Regions from separate parts of the Homo sapiens genome. Here region 2 is linked to region 1. Evidence: chromatin loops called from intact Hi-C (ENCODE). Cell type or tissue: natural killer cell. All regions are shown on one strand.

Region 1 (2,500 bases):
GAGCAGATGCAAAACATGTTCCTTGTTCATGGGAGCAATGATAATTACTTTGACGACAATAGAGAAGCTAGAAGGTATTAGGCTGGGAACAAGACAATGCAAACAGGACTGGATTAATTTGCATTAAAAAGACTGCAAGAGCAATTAGCACCTCATTAATATGACATAAATGTTAATTTATACAGATCCCAAGTGACCCTCCACTTCCTTCCTCCCCACCAGTGTGAGTGTTATGGTAGGAAGCACTCCATGAGAATGGCTTTCAAAGGCTGGGAGCAAGTCCATCTGCCCGGCCTTTCCAAGGAGGTGCAGATGAGTTCGAGTGTCCACTTAGCTGAGGCCACAGCAACCTTCTCACACGAATGGGCCGCCTGTGGGAATTACACTGCAGCCCGCAGAAGGCTCTGCGTTCACAAGGGAGCCTCGACACTGCTGCACACAACAGCGCAGTGGCCGTGGTGGCCCAGGAAGGGCTGCATCCACGCTGGGAGGGGCGGAGCCCACAGAGAACTGCACAGCTAAGGTTTTCCACCACAAACCTGAAGCTCGTTAGGATCAAAGCAATTGCCTTGAATAATTGATTTCTTCATACCAGTATGAAAATAAAATAAAATAAAACCCTGGAGGGTTGTGAATGGCATGAGATATAATCACACCACTTGAGAGTGAGAGGCACTTAGCGCCCTGAGGGTGTGATTAGGGCATCCTACATCAAAGGACGGTGTCCTAAAATAGTTCACCCAGTAAATCATTTCACACAATTCATTGTAAATGACACTGCCAGGAAGAGGAGATTCTGGAGAGCTTCTACCACCCCTTTTATTCTCCGTTGACCCTTAGGAGGAAGGAGACAGGATGGAAAAGGAGTATGAGGGTAACTGGGTGTGGGCACCTCCCTGTGGGAAAGAAATCTCACTGTTATTCTCACTTTGACTTGCAGGGACACTGACCTCCAGGATGTGGTTAAACACACACACAGTCACAAACAAACAAACTCCCACATATTCTCCCACACATGCGCATGTACGCGCGCGCGTGCGCGCGCACACACACACACACACAGAGCTTATGCCAGAATCTACCTCCATTCAAGAATTGTCCTGGGTGTTCGTCACCACGTCAGTCTTGCAAAGCCTTCTGCAACTCTGCCTAGGGACATGATGGCAGGACCCCAACACCTGTCCCACCACCCCAACACCTGTCCCGCCACCCCAACACCTGTCCCGCCACCCCAACACCTGTCCCGCCACCCCAACACCTGTCCCACAACACCAACACCTGTCCTGCCACACCAACACCTGTCCCGCCACCCCAACACCTGTCCCGCCACCCCAACACCTGTCCCACAACAGCATTCACAGGCTCCATGGTGCATCCATGATGCAGGAGAGTCTCCCAAATCCAACTTAACGCCAAAGATGTGCGGAGCAACCAGTGTGTTGAGAACACTCTGCCAGGCACAGTGGGGTGCAGGGGATTCCGAGCAAGTCCCCGGGGGGGGAGGTTAACACAGTGACTGAGATGGACGGGCCCCAAGAAGCCATTCGAGGCCATTACCAGGATAAAGAAGAACGAGGACAGTTAGGAGGACTCCATGGAAGAAGTCAAATCTGAGATGGTCCTCCTGAAGAATGAGGCAATTTCAGTAGCCCCACGTGGATAGAAGCACTCACATGAAGGGAAGAACGCAGGCCAAGGCACAGCACAGGTGACTCGAGATGGGTGCTCAGAACCCAGGTCTGGGCTGCAGTTCTCGAAACCCTCTGAGACGTGTCACATAGCAAGCACATGGACAAGGAAGCAGAGTGTTGGAAACGGGAATCGACTCAGAGAATGTGAGATAGAGTCACTAGATTGGTGTTTCTCAAACTCAGATCCCAGGAAGTATTCTCAAATCTGCAGCTCTTCCTTGGAAAGTTAAAAGTTGACTATTTTCCTCGTGATAAGCATCTTAGAGGAAACGCTGCTCTATGCCTATCTTGCACCGCCTAGTTCACTTCCTCACAAACCTCCGTCTTAGTGCCTGTGTTTGCGTCTGTGCTTATGGGGGTGTTGGCACCGTGGAATTCTGCTTTAATGGATGCAGGCTAGGAGAAAAGAATAGAGGCGACTTGATACACAAAGAGTGAAGTTGAGCCAAGCAAAAGGTCAGATGGCCTCGCAAAGCACAGTGTGAATGAAAGCTTCACAGAAGTTCACATGGAGGACTCTGGTGGGAGAAGTGAGTCTCCAGAGACAGGGCAGATTACGAGGCTGGTTTCACCGGGCCTGGCCTGGCCACCAGCACCAGGACACAGCCGGGTCAACAAAGCATCATCGTAAACTCCAGCGGCAGTGGGTTTGGGTTTGGTGCATACTTCATTAGAAAAACTCTCTAGTTTTGTAGACGTATAGGACTACACACAGAGGTTGACTCCTAGTTGTGTTTTTGCACAAATAGAACATATTTAAAACAACACCAGGGGACTGGTTTTTTTTTCCCCCTTTTCAAAGGAGTTGC
Region 2 (2,500 bases), 120 kb before region 1:
ACAGGACATTGACACAGCTGCAGAGACGGCCAGAGTGTGAAGGAAGAAGCTGCAGCAGGAACCTAGGAGGTGGGGAGGCCCGGCAGGGGACTGAAGCCCCGGCCAGGGCCAGGGCAGGATGTCTGTGCCTGATCTGCTCTGTCTTGTTCCAGCCTCCTGGGACAACTTACCACGTCTGAGGTCAGGCCTATGACAGTACAGTGGGATAGAGTCTGAAGTTAGCACATCAGAGCCCTGACAATCCTTTCTTTCACCCTAACACCCAGAACACAAGGGGTCTTGAGTATTTCACACTGTAAAGCATATGTGTCCACATATACATAGATTTTGAAACTGGACTGCTTGTGTTCAATTCTGGCTCTGTCAATTACTAGCTATGAGACCTTGGGCAGATTACTTAACCTCTCTGTATCTCAGTTTCCTCACATGAAAATGGGATAATCATAGTATCTACCTAACAGAATTGTCAGGATTACAAGAGGTAATATATGCAAGTCACTTTGAATAAGCCCTGGCACATAGTCAGTGCTATATATGTTGTTGCTATCACAATTGTTAATATTATTTATATATTAACATATAGTTATAGAAAGGGGGGCATATGCATTCTGATTTTATAGTGCTGTATATTAAATGCTGACAGGGAGAGAACAGTCACCTGGTTAACATGGCTATGTTAAAAGAGGGGGACTTTTACTCCATCTGAAACCAAGTGGCAGAGAGCGTGTGGTGGCAATGGGGTGGGGGTGGCTGGGTATGTCTGCATTCCCTGGATAGAAATTTATAGCGAAATGGGTGGCAATCATTTCTGGTTGTTAGATTACTTATCTGACACAGGGCTAACAACTAAGAGTTGCTGAGAAAGGCAGATGTAGTTTAGAGCAGAAGGGCACGGGATCCCACTCCTGAGTCCTGCAGTAAAGTGGCTGTGTGTGGCCTGGTCAAGCTGCCCACTGTGGCTGGGACTAGGGTTCCTCCTTTAAAATACAAGGGGACTTAAACTAGAAGCGGCGTGGAGAATGACTAGCACCCCAGCTCAGCACCCTGGTGGCTTCCCATAATTTACTCCTCCAACTTCTCGGCAGCTCCGAGACACAGGCAAGTGGACTGAGCAGCTTAACTTTACAGATGGCGGCAAAAGCGTGGCTCTCATGGGAGGGGGTGACCTATCCTTGAGCTCAGATCTCTTGACCTCTGGGGTCTAAAAAATTACCAAGACAAGCCTGGGGGAGTGGGCCCCAGAGAAGGAGGGTGACCCACAAGTAAACAGGAGAAGTGGGGTGTCTTTCTAACTAACCCTCTTATCAACGTTCCGAGTATTTGCCCTCAAATGGTTAACCAAAGTGACACCCAAGGCAGAAACGGGCCTGGAAAGGTCCCTGATGCACAGAGGCTGGTGTGGCGGGAGGGTGTGTGGGAGGAGGGGAGGAAGTGGCACTCTGGTGGCTTTGTGCAATTATTTTCCAAGACTAACAGGATGCTGTTTTCTTCAAACAAATCTGATGTCCTTGTGCCCTATTGCCCTTGATTTAGATCAGTTTCAAAGACAACTTCCCCCAAGGTGATCCAGGCACGTGATGCTCCTTTTAAATTGTCCTTCAGAATGCGTTTGAAGTATTGGTCCTTGCTAGTGGGTACATTTTCCTTGGCCCAGCTAACTATCAGGTCGTTTTCAAAGTAGTTTCTTTCAAAAGTAGCCCCTTTGAAGTAGTTTCTCAGTAGACATTTTGGCATCAAACTGTACAGACATTTATGTAAAACATCACATCAGCCACCAGGCTGCTTCAGAGGCCGAAAGCAGCTCAGGGTTTATCATGATCTAAGTGTCCTAGCCAGTAAGTGAGAGAGGGCTCCCAAAAAGGCAGAACAGAGACAAAGGTCGAAAAGCAAAGCCATCTCACTCCCTCGGTCACTTGCCCACTCATTTCAAAGAGGCATAAGGAGCCCCAAATCCACGCTACCTCTATTCTAGAGATGAATGAGGCACAGTTCCTGCCATCAAGAACTCTGCAGAAGGAAAGGAAAGGCTGACACCAGCCACAGTGTTGAGAGGGAAGTGCAGGACAGGTTAGGAGGCTCCGGAGGGCAGAGAGGCTATTGGCTGAGGCTAGAGGAGGCTTCTGGGATGGATCCTGGAAGGATAAATGGGGTTCCTCCATGTGCTCTATCTCTAGAATGCAGTGGCTTATCCAGAGGTGTGCTCAGTTGAAAAAAATAAAACTTGATTTTCAATGTTTGCCAATTTCCTTGTTGTAAACACTCCCACCTAAGAATAGCAAATTTTAAGTTACCAATGGAGACCAACGTGACTTCACTGAACGCAGAGTTGGGAAGAGACAGGCAGTGGCCACCGTGATATAGTATGTCACCCTACAGACAGGAGGGGCATAGAATACCTTCAGGAAAATAGATCATAGCAAAATCATTAGGAAGTGATGAATCTGAGTATTTATCACCTTTGTTTTTGCTACCGTTTTGTTGTAAATTTTTAAAATTTAAT

The links. Peaks named below come from ENCODE experiments on the same cell type or tissue, not always from the same donor. Only the 100,000 strongest peaks of a DNase experiment are listed, where the experiment ranks them.
Region 2: a loop joins it to region 1, with 2.0 times the contacts of the local background. A loop is called at or near these places in 3 of 110 quality-filtered maps.

Annotation. Positions count from the first base shown.
Region 1 is chr2:8,424,742-8,427,241 of GRCh38, forward strand. No RefSeq gene overlaps it. Among named protein-coding and RNA genes, the nearest start is that of LINC00299, 98 kb to the left of the region's middle. In natural killer cell, no CTCF peak of the experiment used is centred here; a DNase peak (open chromatin) is centred at 1,000; H3K27ac peaks cover 2,500 bases.
Region 2 is chr2:8,309,344-8,311,843 of GRCh38, forward strand. The region is part of intron 2 of LINC00299 (long intergenic non-protein coding RNA 299); the gene reads right to left. Among named protein-coding and RNA genes, the nearest start is that of LINC00299, 18 kb to the right of the region's middle. RefSeq lists an enhancer at 94-233. In natural killer cell, no CTCF peak of the experiment used is centred here; a DNase peak (open chromatin) is centred at 1,418; H3K27ac peaks cover 2,500 bases.